Linked DNA regions of Homo sapiens: regions 1, 2 and 4 are each linked to region 3. The links are chromatin contacts, found by Hi-C or POLR2A ChIA-PET in ENCODE. All regions are on one chromosome and are shown on one strand. Each heading gives the region's core, a stretch centred on a gene start or an enhancer-like site at or near the end of the contact. The rest is flanking DNA. Distances are from core to core; before and after follow the strand shown. Region 1 holds the start of SLC25A30 (solute carrier family 25 member 30). Region 2 holds the start of FOXO1 (forkhead box O1). Region 3 holds the start of EPSTI1 (epithelial stromal interaction 1). Region 4 holds the start of TPT1-AS1 (TPT1 antisense RNA 1).

Region 1 (3,213 bases), core at 1-2,500, 2.4 Mb before region 3:
TCACAGCCGGGTGCCGTGGCTCACACCTGTAATGGCAGCACTTTGGGAGGCCGAGGCAGGCGGATCACCTGAGGTCGGGAGTTCGAGACCAGCCTCACCAATATGGAGAAACCCCATCTCTACTAAAAATACAACAATTAGCCGGACGTGGTGATGGGCACCTGTAATCCCAGCTACTCGGGAGGCTGAGGCAGCAGAATCACTTGAACCTGGGAGGCGGAGGTTGCAGTGAGCTGAGATGGTGCCATTGCACTCCAGCCTGGGCAACAAGAGTGAGGCTCTGTCTAAAAACAAAACAAAACAAAAATATACCTGGGTATGCTTGAACACAAACACTGCCATACCGTTAAAAATGTTATATATTAATATATAAATAAATATTTACATATATGTATATTAGATATATATGTAAAGATTTCTACTCATAGTACGGTTCTTTTAATTTTTTGTTCTGTTTGGACATTTTCTTTCTTTTTTTTTTTTTTTTTTTTTAAGAGGGAGTATCACTTTGTCGCCCAGGCTGGAGTGCAGTGGCGCGATCTTGGCTCACTGCAACCTCCGCCTCCCGGGTTCAAGCGATTCTCCTGTTTCAGCCTCCCGAGTGGCTGGGATTACAGGCACCCGCCACCAGGTCTGGCTTTTTTTTTTTTTTTTTTTTTTTTTTTTTTTTTTTTTTTTTTTTGAGACGAAGTCTCGCTTTGTTGCCCAGGCTGGAGTGCAGTGGTACGCTCTCTGCTCACTGCAATCTCCGCCTCCCAGGTTCAAGCGATTCTTCTGCCTCAGCCACCCAAGTAGCTGGGATTATAGCGCCCGCCGCTATGCCCGGCTAATCTGTATATTTTCAAGCTAAAAGCTGGGGTATAAAAAAATAAGGGCAAGTTTACTTCCATCCAACTGTGAAGGTTCACGGGGGCACCGTGAGAAGGTTGCCCCCTGCGAAGGTTGCTTTTCCACGGTTCTCGATGCGTTCCCCAAATTTCTCTTCCACCTCCCAGTCGATATCGGAGGCCACATCAGGTGTCACCGAGTCCCGGGCAGCTCCCTCAGGCAGCGGCAGGGGAAGATCCTGAGGGGCACTTGGGACGGGCCCCGCCCCTCCGTGTCCCCATCTGGGGCTGTCAGGGGTGTGGCTAGTGCTGGCAGAAACCAATGGGAGCTGAGGAGGTCGCGTGTTTGCGCGGACGGGGCGGGGCGGCGCGGGGCTGCGTGCAGGCTCGTGGGTCTGCCCCGCCCGCGACGGCATTTTTTCCTTTTCTCCAGCGGCCTCAGGTTCTTGTTACAACTGAGTCCGGGTTGGAGGAGGTGTGGGGCCGCTGCCGCCAGGTAAGTCCTGGCCCGTGCCTCCTCCTGCCGGCCCCGCTTTCTCTGCGGCTCCTGGAACCCGGGCCTGGGGTAAGGTTGGGCTGCGATTTCCGAGGAGCCTCCTTTGCAACCGGGCGTGCTCGGGGCTGCCTGTGCTCTCCACTTCGCAGGCCGGGCCGGGCTCGGCGGGGCGCGAGGTTCCGGGGACTGGGGACAGGGCTCTGCTTCTCGGGCTGCTGCCTCCTTGGGTCGGGCCGGTGCCGCGGGGCCCCCATCGCTGTTGGCGTGGGGTGATTCCTGTTCCAGGGTCATTCAGATCCGAGTGCGAAGCCCGTCCTGGCATCTCCGCGTCTGCTAACGAGCCCCGGGCTTGCAACCCTGCTTGTGCGTCCCTCCCACTCGTGCGTTCATTCAAACGGCAGCCTGAGCGCCCGCGAGCTTCGCACTGTGGGAGAGGGCACACCACATTCGGAATCGCTCGTGGCACACAGGCTGGGAGGAACTTGCCTGGAAAGTTAATGTACCTCTGGGTTTTGAAGTCTTTCTAGGTGCACTTTCATGTAAAGCAGTTGCAGTGATTAGCATTTTTGTTCTGCGCAAGAGTAGCAAACAATGTTGGCACTGCCCTGCGGATTCGGCTTGCGGTGCTACTTGGGTAGTGAGAAAGTTGAAAGGCATGAATCTTGCTTTTGGCTTTGCCGTTGCGAAGCTTTGTGACCGCGGGCTCAGTTAATTAACGTGAAACGAGATGATAATTTCGAAGATTTCTTTTAAACCCGGCTTTTTGTAAGTCTGTGATGAGCTTAGTTTTCCTTCTGCACCTTTAAAAAGAATAGGAAATAGGAAAAGTTCATGAAAGGGCATTATTGAAAGGGCAGTCGGTCCAGCAAGGAACAATAAATGTATGAGAGCACATTAAAGGCTGTGCAATTACAGTTTTAAGACTTAAGACTAAAAAGGGAACAGGAAGTAAAACTGAAAGAACTTACCAAGAATTAAATAAGAGAAACGGCTGGGAGCGGTGGCTCAGGCCTGTAATCCCAGCACTTTGGGAGGCCGAGGCGGGCGGATCACCTGAGGTCAGGAGTTCGAGACCAGCCTGGCCAACATGGAGAAACTCCGTCTCTACTAAAAATACAAAATTAGCCGGGCGTGGTGACGGATGTCTAATTCTAGCTACTCGGGAGGTTGAGACAGGAGAATCGCTTGAATCCAGGAGACGGAGGTTGCAGTGAGCCGAGATCATGCTATTGTACTCCAGCCTGGGCAATAAGAACAAAACTCCGCCTCTAAATAAATAAATAAGAGAAACTTGGAAAGCGTTCAAAAGTACGAACAGCTAGTATTATATTTAATTACCTCCCTTTACAGCTGTACACATGAGGTCAGGTGGGTGAAAATAAATACTAAGCAACCATGTAAGAGAAAATGTAGACAGGATGTGTAACTTAGCATATATCCTAAGTGTAGGGAGAATCCTTTGAAATTCTTAATTTGTATAGACAATTTCATTCAGAAAACTTGTTTTTAACCTTTATTTATTATTTGGGACAGGGTCTTGCTCTGTCACCCAGGCTGCTAGAGTGCAGTGTCATGGTCTTAGCTCACTGCAGCCTTGAAGTCCTGGGCTTATGTGCCCCTTCCACCTCAGCCTGCGGAGTAGCTGGGACTAGAGTCGCGTACCACCATACCTAGATAATGTTTTGGATTTTTTTAGTATAGGTGGTCGTCTCATTCTGTTGCCCAGGCTGGTCTTGAACCCCTGGCCTCAAGCTATTCTCCAGCCTCAGCCTCCCAAGTAGCTGGGATTACAGGTATGTGTGACTAGCCCAGCTAACATTTTTGTTGTTGTTTTTTTACTTTGTATTTTTCACTTTTTTTTGTATTTATTTATATATTTATTTATTTATT
Region 2 (2,855 bases), core at 271-2,770, 2.3 Mb after region 3:
AACCTCTTGTCCAACTGACTAATTTTCTCTAGATGCCACTTTTTCCATTGCAGAATTACTTGTAAGAAAGAAAGGGATTAAAAAACAAGAGTTGGAAGCTGTCCTTTTGGACAAGATATTTAAAACCCTACTGTCCATCTTCCATCCTAAGTGGTCCCATCTTTCTAAAAGGAAATGCCTTCCATATTCTTCCTAAAAAAGCAAAAGCATAACAAAACAAAACTGGAAAACTGTTTCTTCTGCTTGAGACACAAGGGCCATTATCTTCCCACCTTTGGCCCCACTGATCCTTGACAGGATGTCCTGGACCTGCAGCCCAGATGAGGAAAGGTGGGGTGTGGGTGGGGGGTTGACTGACACACACAGCAAGTAGCCTCAAGGAATTTGGGGGTGGGGCAGGCTGCGCCCCAAGGCTTTGGTCCTATCTCCCGCCCCCCTTGCGTTTTTACTTAACACCCGATCACTTCCGTTGCAAATAAAAAAGAAGTAACAAACAGCTAAATTTAATTAGGGATAAGTAATAAAATGACCTGGTTCTCTCTAACTGCGCTCCTGAGCCCTTCGCTGCCGGCCCTGGACTTAGTGGACGGAGCGGGAGATTCCCGCCCAGGGGAAGAGGTTCCCACGGAGGGCATGCGGTCGCGGGTGCCTTTGGATTCGTGTGTTCAGGGAGGCCAGATAATCTCCTCCCCGCGCCGGAGCCCCTGTTCCTCATTTCTAGCATTTTAAAAAAGGTCAAGAATACAGTGAATCCGGCTGGGGGCTGCCGGCTGGGTGACGCGCCTCTGGCTAGACCGAATGGCACAGGCTGAGCCCGGGGGTGCGGACCGGTGGGCACGGAGAAGGGTCCCTCGGCGCGGACTCGACTGCAGGAGCCGCGGCGCCGGGGGTGGGGGGCGTGTGCCGCTCGCGAGGGGGCCGGAGGACTTGACAGATCGCAGCGAAAGAAAACATTAAACCAAAACAAAACCCACCGATTCCCCACGTCGTTCAGCAAAGACATCGTGGGTGGAGCCAGGAGGGAGCGATTGAGTAGAATTCCTCGCGGCCGCCTCCGCCCGCCCACCCCGCGCCCCCGGCCCTCGGCCCCCTGCCCTGCCAGCCCGCCGGGCTCGGCCCGCAGCGGAGGTCAGGGAGCAGCGAGCGCCTCCTCCCACCCGGGCTTCCCGAGTACTCGGCTCTGCTGCTCCGTAGTAAACAAAGTGTCGCCGGCGCCTCCACGCTGGTTTGCTTCCTAGCAATCAAAACACTGAGAAGGCGAGAGAATCACAGAAACACTCGAGAATTACCAGAAAATAATAGAGATCCAAAAAAAAAAAAAGGAGGTGAGTGTGTGAAAGAGAAAAACACCCCACTACCCCCCACCAGCCCACCGCCGCCTCCCCGTGGAAAACCGGGCCCCACCCAGCCCGGCGCCCACTGGCTGCCCGGGCGGCGGTGCCGCATGCCCATTGGCCGCGCGGGCTGTCGGTCAGGGGCGGGCCGGCGCGCGCGCCGCCGCGGGCGGGGGGCGGCGGCAGATCCCGTAAGTCGGGCGGCCTGGTAGTCGCAGCAGCCGCTGCCGCAGCCGCCACATTCAACAGGCAGCAGCGCAGCGGGCGCGCCGCTGGGGAGAGCAAGCGGCCCGCGGCGTCCGTCCGTCCTTCCGTCCGCGGCCCTGTCAGCTGGAGCGCGGCGCAGGCTCTGCCCCGGCCCGGCGGCTCTGGCCGGCCGTCCAGTCCGTGCGGCGGACCCCGAGGAGCCTCGATGTGGATGGCCCCGCGAAGTTAAGTTCTGGGCTCGCGCTTCCACTCCGCCGCGCCTTCCTCCCAGTTTCCGTCCGCTCGCCGCACCGGCTTCGTTCCCCCAAATCTCGGACCGTCCCTTCGCGCCCCCTCCCCGTCCGCCCCCAGTGCTGCGTTCTCCCCCTCTTGGCTCTCCTGCGGCTGGGGGAGGGGCGGGGGTCACCATGGCCGAGGCGCCTCAGGTGGTGGAGATCGACCCGGACTTCGAGCCGCTGCCCCGGCCGCGCTCGTGCACCTGGCCGCTGCCCAGGCCGGAGTTTAGCCAGTCCAACTCGGCCACCTCCAGCCCGGCGCCGTCGGGCAGCGCGGCTGCCAACCCCGACGCCGCGGCGGGCCTGCCCTCGGCCTCGGCTGCCGCTGTCAGCGCCGACTTCATGAGCAACCTGAGCTTGCTGGAGGAGAGCGAGGACTTCCCGCAGGCGCCCGGCTCCGTGGCGGCGGCGGTGGCGGCGGCGGCCGCCGCGGCCGCCACCGGGGGGCTGTGCGGGGACTTCCAGGGCCCGGAGGCGGGCTGCCTGCACCCAGCGCCACCGCAGCCCCCGCCGCCCGGGCCGCTGTCGCAGCACCCGCCGGTGCCCCCCGCCGCCGCTGGGCCGCTCGCGGGGCAGCCGCGCAAGAGCAGCTCGTCCCGCCGCAACGCGTGGGGCAACCTGTCCTACGCCGACCTCATCACCAAGGCCATCGAGAGCTCGGCGGAGAAGCGGCTCACGCTGTCGCAGATCTACGAGTGGATGGTCAAGAGCGTGCCCTACTTCAAGGATAAGGGTGACAGCAACAGCTCGGCGGGCTGGAAGGTGAGTGGACTCGGCGCGCGGCCGGACCTTGGGGGCGCGGTGGGTCAGGCGAGGGCGCAGCTGTGCAGGTTTGCTCGGCCTGAAGGTGCGGAGCAGGAGGGCAGCGCGTTCCCAGGAGGGCGGGCGAGAAGCGGTGGTCGCGGTGGCCTCGCCCGGGTCCGGTCGGGGACGGCAGTAGGTGTGCGTGCGCGCCAGTCAGGAGTTCGCGTGGGACGCGGTAAGGGGCTCGTTGGGGAACTAAGTAAAGAAAGTGCGCCAAGAAGTGGACGTCAGAGCG
Region 3 (3,001 bases), core at 200-2,699:
TCAACTCCTGATCTCCAGGTAATCCTCCTGCCTCGGCCTCCAAAAGTACTGGAATTACAGGAGTGAGCCACCGTGCCTGGCCATAAATCTGTTTTAACGCACCCTCCTCCAAGTGGTTCTGATGCTTACTGAAATTTGTGAAACTCTGGCCTACTCTACAAAACCCTAATGTCTTAGGATGGCATAGAAATCCTGACTGACTTTCCTACCATGTTCCTTGTCATTATTTTCTCCTCTCCTGTCCCACCCTGGCCCACCCTTCAATTTCATTCTTTCATTAGCTATCAAACCTGTATGTGTCTTTTTGTTCTAAGCACCAATAATATAAGGAAGACAGTCCAGCTCCTAACTGTCTTGCTGACCTAGGACTGGGGTGCTCCAGCCACATGACAACCCCTGGAATTAAGTACACACCATGTCATTTTAAGTGACAAGCCTCTGCCATAGCATCTCCTTCTTCTTGGTGAATTCCTATGTCTTTGGTGGCTCATTCTCAAATGTCCCTGTTCCTGAATTACTCAGAGGGCTAATCCCCAGTTTCTCTGTGCCTCCACAGCTGCCTGTCATTTCATTTATCCCAAAGTGGCATTCCCATTTGTTTACCTGTCTACTAGGATACTCCTAGAATGCAGGTAGCATGAGGGAAGAGCCTTCACTCATCTTTGTGTAGACGGCATTGTGACCCTGGTGACCAACCCTGGCACACATCAGAATCATCTGGGAGCTTTTCAAAAATATGAATGCCAGAGCTCACCCCTGAACCTACAGGAACTGAGCCTTACACATCCATATTTTAAAATGTCCCCACATCACCGTTGCACACTGTTCTGCACAGAGCAGGTATTTTTAATAGTTCTCGAATGTCTAGTCAATTACTTAGCAAGGCTGCCTGGAGAATCATGTCTACCTTAGCTTACTTCTCCGGCTTTGTAGGTTTTTGTTTTCTTTTGATTTCAGTTTCCATTTCCTCTAACTTGAAAGTATGTGCATTGGTAACAGCCACACAGCAGTCATTACTGATAAAAGGCGACATTTTGTTGAGATGATTTTAGTTATTGACCTAATCTCTGGTATTTTAAGGTTAATATATTTTTTACAGTCTCAAATATCCAGCGGTAACCTCAAATTAGAGTTGCCTGTTAAACAGTTTCTCAAGTATCTTTCAGGATTGTAGTCACTCTGCGGGCTAATCGCTCACCAGGTGTCCGTGGCTGATCCCAGTTATTCTGATTAACCTCTAAGGTGATTGTGAGACTTTAAACCGTCTCACCTGTAGCCGACCAAGCCAGCTCAAGTCAACATCCTGGGCTGTTAACCCGCGATAAGGTCGGACGGGGCCTCAGTGGAGAATACGTGGGGAAGTTCTCTGGGGCGGGCGCAGTCTGCTGCTGATTCTGAGAAACCGAAACTCAGCTGTTAAAACCGCTGCCTCTGCACTTTGGAATCCCATCTTGAGACTCGCTAAGCGTCCCAGCCGCATCCCTCCCGCAGCGACGGCGGCCCGGGACCCGCGGGCTGTGAACCATGAACACCCGCAATAGAGTGGTGAACTCCGGGCTCGGCGCCTCCCCTGCCTCCCGCCCGACCCGGGATCCCCAGGACCCTTCTGGGCGGCAAGGGGAGCTGAGCCCCGTGGAAGACCAGAGAGAGGGTTTGGAGGCAGCCCCTAAGGGCCCTTCGCGGGAGAGCGTCGTGCACGCGGGCCAGAGGCGGTGAGTATTTTAACAACCTGGCTTCGGGGCGGGAGCCCGGGCCCCAAACATACTCACTCACAAGCACCTTGGTCCTTGGAGTTTAAAACCACAGGGGCCCAACAACAGGGATTTTGACTGAATGAAAGCTCATTTGCTTAAATGAAAGTATCCATGCCGCACCTTATAAATTGAGTCGGCTAGTTTGCAGTCCTTTGGTAAATAACCAGCCCGGTTCCTTCCAGGAATACTACTTTCCTGATTTTTGTGACTGGCTACAGGATTGAAAGATATGGGTGTGTCGGAACTGCCTAGGCATCCAGTAAGATGTCATTTTCCAGGTATCTCCAGAACTCATACTCCAACCAGTATGGAAATAACTTTTCCCTTACTGTTTTTAAAAATTTGGTGCTGGGCCAGGCGCGTTGGCTCAAGCCTGTTATCCCAGCACTTTGGGAGGCCAAGGCAGGCAGATCACCTGAGGTCAGGAGTTCGAAACCAGCCTGGCCAACATGGTGAAACCCAGTCTTTACTAAAAATAAAAAATAAGCTGGGTGTGATGGCACGTGCCTGTAGTCCCAGCTACCTGGGAGGCTGAGGTAGGAGAATCGCTTGAACCCGGGAGGCGGAGGTTGCAGTGAGCGGAAATTGCGCCATTGCACTCCAGCCTGGGCAACAGAGCGAGACTGTCTCAAAACAAAACAAAACAGAAAAACAAAACTTGGTGTCCTAAACGGAATTACTGTATCAGACACTAACAGGTAAGGGTCAACAAGAAATGTGATATGGGGTAGAAGGTTCAAATTCTGCCTCTAGGTAGGAGCAAGCCTACGTCCCAGCAAGACTCGCAGATAAACTAGCCTCTTACAACCAGAGGAGTGGAGCTGAGAGAGTGAGGAGGTGAGTGACCATAGTACCTCTCATCCCTGATGTTGATATGTGCTCTATGCAGGAACAGATAGGTAGCTTTTATTCCTGGTCTTTGGTTCAGGGACTGCAGTGAGTATCCGGGAAACATTTATTAAGCAAGTGTCATGAGCCTCTCTTTCTAGCCAATGGAATGAACTTTAACTCAACAGTATGGTTTATCACAACATCACTGCCTTTGAAGTGCTGCCTCTGTGAATTGGAACTGTCCAGATGGTTTTATTTTTAGTCTCTCCTTTTTCATCGACTTCTAGTCTCTGAAAGACAAACCCTGGTTGCTAAGAAACAGTATATAACCTTATGGCCGATAAACAGTAGATTTTCTTTCATCCCTTAGCTTTTGGAAAGTACCAGGCCTTTAATATTATTATTTAGCTTAGGTT
Region 4 (3,042 bases), core at 45-2,544, 2.3 Mb before region 3:
ATTTATGAACAATTGTTAATGTATTATAATTGTCTGATACTTTGATTTACCAGAATGAACACTTCTATAAGTAGGACTGGATCGAACTTGTTCACAATTGGAATCTTGGTGCAAATCCTAGTTCTAAGGGATACAAAGCACAAAATATTTGCGAAATAGAACAAGCTTTCAGACTTCATACTGGCATGTATCTTTGCCTTATGCCAAAGATGTGACGATGTGACTAAATACGGAAGTTTTGTTTTGCTATTGAGCCAAGGTCTTGCTCTGTCATTCAGGCTGGAGCGCAGTGGTGCAATCATAGCTCAGTGTAACCTCCAACTCCCGGGCTCAAGCGATCCTCCCAGCTCAGCCTCCCTAATAGCTGGGATTACAGGCAGGCACCACCGCACCCAATTAATTTTTAATTTGTGTGTGTGTGTGTGTGTGTAGAGACAGGGTTTCAGTAGTTGCCTCCCAAAGTTCTGGGATTACAGGCATGAGCTACCATGCAGGACCTGTTTTGTTTTAATACTTAGTAATTGGGTGTAAAGTCCTTCAAAAAACAGGTGGGGCAGGTGGGAAACTCCCTTTGTGTGACCCTCTAGCACCAGGGATAAAATTTCAACTTCATCTTAAAGCGACAACATACTTTTCCAAGACCAAGTGCGAAATAGTAAAGGGAAGAGCTAGCTCCGTAGCCGTCCGCCACAGAATGCCACAAGCTTTCAATTATGGGACAAAATTGGAACACATGGAAACCCTGTGCAGACTCCCGTGACATCTTCCCTCCTCTCCAAGTCCCTTCCCACAGACCTTGCGCCCCACACGATTATTCCCCAGGGGCCGAGCAGGACGACTTGGGTCCCACTATCCGGACTCAGCGGTGCCCCCACAAAAGCGTCCCAAAAACTCCAGCTGGGGCAGCCCTGGGGCAGATGCTGAAAAGTTGTCAGAGGCCCTCGGGCAGTCCCGAGATCTACCCCAGGCCAGAGGGCCTGACCCTCCCTAAATGCGACGTTCTCCTACCTTGGTTGATACTCACGTTCCCAGAAAAGGGTGGAACCTAGGCTGGACGAGGCGCAGGGCCAAAGTTTAATTCCTCTAAGCTCCACCCAGCTCCCAGCACCTCTCCAGGCGGCCCCGTGGGGTAGGGCGGAGCCGGGTCCAACGTACTCCGCTTCCCCCGCTCCACCCACCCAGGGCTAGGGAGCGCCCCGAGAGTTGGCCTCCTCCCACGCTGCGCGCGCACCTCCCCGCCCCCACCCCTACCCGCTGGCGTGCCCAGTGGAACGGAGCCTTGTGTCTCCGCCTCAAGTCCCCGGATGCTCACCTCCCCGACTCGCCCCCGCTGTGGCCCCGCCCCCGCGCGGCTCTTCGTGCCACGTCACCGCCTGCGTCGCTTCCGGAGGCGCAGCGGGCGATGACGTAGAGGGACGTGCCCTCTATATGAGGTTGGGGAGCGGCTGAGTCGGCCTTTTCCGCCCGCTCCCCCCTCCCCCCGAGCGCCGCTCCGGCTGCACCGCGCTCGCTCCGAGTTTCAGGCTCGTGCTAAGCTAGCGCCGTCGTCGTCTCCCTTCAGTCGCCATCATGATTATCTACCGGGACCTCATCAGCCGTGAGTCCTCACTGCACTATCCTTACTGCCGCACACGGGGGTCTGGGGTGCGGGTGGGGGCGGGGAAGGCGCAGCCGTCGCGGGCCTAGGGGACGCCGGCGGTCTTAGCCGAGCGCGGAGGGGTCGGTGCCCGGGGCTCGCGCCCAGCTCTGGTGTGCTACGGAGGGGCAGATCCCGCGTGCGGCCGCCGGCGCGGGAAATGCGGGAAATGGCGGCGCCAGGCGCACGGTGATGGGCGGCTCTGTGTATCCGGCAGACGATGAGATGTTCTCCGACATCTACAAGATCCGGGAGATCGCGGACGGGTTGTGCCTGGAGGTGGAGGGGAAGGTGAGTCGGTCGGGCCTGCGCGTGGGGGAGTCCGGGCCGAGCGGGCTCGGGTTTCCTCCGCTCCCCCGCCTGAGGTTGTGCAATCCTCCCCGCCGCCTCCTGGCGGAGGAGACGCTCTTTCCGGGCTTGGGTTTTTCTAGAAAACTGGAGGCGGAGCTGATCCTGGAAATAGGCCCGCCGCCTCGGCGCCCATCCTCCTCCCGGGGTTGTCCGGGACATGATGCTTCCGGCTTAGGAGCCTGGAGTCCTTTCGTGTTTGTCCTGTCCCCACTTACCAACCGGAGGCATCACATGCCCGCAACTGGAAACAACTTTTTAATGACCCCATTTTTTGTTCCGGCCAACAGACAACTCTTTTAAGTTAGGTCGTTTTGAGAAATCCACGGGTCACAACTTTATTCCCAAAATGGTGCTTTTTTTATTTTCAGCAAGAACTAAGAATACTTCTTATCCGTGAACTATTGGCGTGGAAGGTGCTTTGGATGCGTTTGTGTCTTTTGCAATTATACTGCTTTTTCTTAATGCAGATGGTCAGTAGGACAGAAGGTAACATTGATGACTCGCTCATTGGTGGAAATGCCTCCGCTGAAGGCCCCGAGGGCGAAGGTACCGAAAGCACAGTAATCACTGGTGTCGATATTGTCATGAACCATCACCTGCAGGAAACAAGTTTCACAAAAGAAGCCTACAAGAAGTACATCAAAGATTACATGAAATCGTAAGTGATACTGGCAGTACCTAGCTGATGTCTAGAATCTTACAGGATTTAAAGATTGGCTAACTTTTGAGGTTCTTTCGCAGTGGGTATACTTTTGTGAAAGTCCTTGCTTTTTTATTAATGAGTTCACGGAAAAGAGTGGTTGCTTTTCTATAATATGAGCATACTGAAGCCTGCAGTCTGTTTCCGTTTAGAATTAGAATAGTATTTTGAAAATAGTCAACAAGAAATGTAAACATTCTTGAAAGATACCTTCTGTGAACTAGTAATTTCTTAACAGCTGGTTGCCTTTTTCAGTGTTTTCTTTTTTTAAGCTTGGATATTTTTTACTTTAAAAATTGATTTTACTGAAAATTCAATACTTCAACCTGTTAATGAAATGTTGTTTTAGAATCAA

Evidence for each region. Hi-C counts contacts between places; a loop is a spot of excess contacts on that map. ChIA-PET counts read pairs that join two places held with the same protein, here RNA polymerase II (POLR2A). Pooled maps may share reads with other maps.
Region 1: a loop to region 3 is called in a pooled map, with 11 times the contacts of the local background. The contact joins the promoter of SLC25A30 here to the promoter of EPSTI1 in region 3. A Hi-C loop is called at or near these places in 1 of 37 single-sample maps with no recorded cell type and 6 of 50 pooled maps. POLR2A ChIA-PET finds 5 or more read pairs at or near these places in 1 of 52 experiments (CD4-positive, alpha-beta memory T cell).
Region 2: a loop to region 3 is called in a map of naive thymus-derived CD4-positive, alpha-beta T cell, with 7 times the contacts of the local background. The contact joins the promoter of FOXO1 here to the promoter of EPSTI1 in region 3. A Hi-C loop is called at or near these places in 1 of 168 maps with a recorded cell type or tissue (naive thymus-derived CD4-positive, alpha-beta T cell), 1 of 37 single-sample maps with no recorded cell type and 6 of 50 pooled maps. POLR2A ChIA-PET finds 5 or more read pairs at or near these places in 1 of 52 experiments (WTC11).
Region 4: a pooled map shows a loop between it and region 3 (10-fold over the local background). The contact joins the promoter of TPT1-AS1 here to the promoter of EPSTI1 in region 3. A Hi-C loop is called at or near these places in 7 of 50 pooled maps. POLR2A ChIA-PET finds 5 or more read pairs at or near these places in 2 of 52 experiments (activated CD4-positive, alpha-beta T cell and endothelial cell of umbilical vein).

What each region holds. Positions count from the first base shown.
Region 1 is chr13:45,416,410-45,419,622 of GRCh38, reverse strand. SLC25A30 (solute carrier family 25 member 30) reads left to right here and starts at 1,250. Exons shown (of 10, transcript NM_001010875.4): 1 at 1,250-1,323. SLC25A30-AS1 (SLC25A30 antisense RNA 1) reads right to left here and starts at 1,461. Exons shown (of 2, transcript NR_047031.1): 1 at 885-1,461. RefSeq lists enhancers at 846-1,035, 1,846-1,895 and silencers at 1,146-1,245, 1,286-1,615.
Region 2 is chr13:40,665,306-40,668,160 of GRCh38, reverse strand. FOXO1 (forkhead box O1) reads left to right here and starts at 1,520. Exons shown (of 3, transcript NM_002015.4): 1 at 1,520-2,578. The coding sequence starts at 1,949. RefSeq lists an enhancer at 632-681 and silencers at 1,332-1,861, 2,092-2,231, 2,322-2,371.
Region 3 is chr13:42,990,689-42,993,689 of GRCh38, reverse strand. EPSTI1 (epithelial stromal interaction 1) reads left to right here and starts at 1,449. Exons shown (of 11, transcript NM_033255.5): 1 at 1,449-1,712. The coding sequence starts at 1,525. RefSeq lists enhancers at 816-1,055, 1,316-1,435.
Region 4 is chr13:45,339,597-45,342,638 of GRCh38, reverse strand. TPT1-AS1 (TPT1 antisense RNA 1) reads right to left here and starts at 1,294. Exons shown (of 11, transcript NR_024458.1): 1 at 1,252-1,294. It overlaps TPT1 (tumor protein, translationally-controlled 1), which reads left to right and starts at 1,456. Exons shown (of 6, transcript NM_003295.4): 1 at 1,456-1,597; 2 at 1,854-1,927; 3 at 2,455-2,645; 4 at 3,037-3,042. The coding sequence starts at 1,570. LOC124903169 (a long non-coding RNA gene) reads right to left here and starts at 1,205. Exons shown (of 2, transcript XR_007063781.1): 1 at 1,009-1,205. RefSeq lists enhancers at 1-17, 1,597-2,386 and silencers at 1,080-1,279, 1,440-1,549, 1,630-1,699.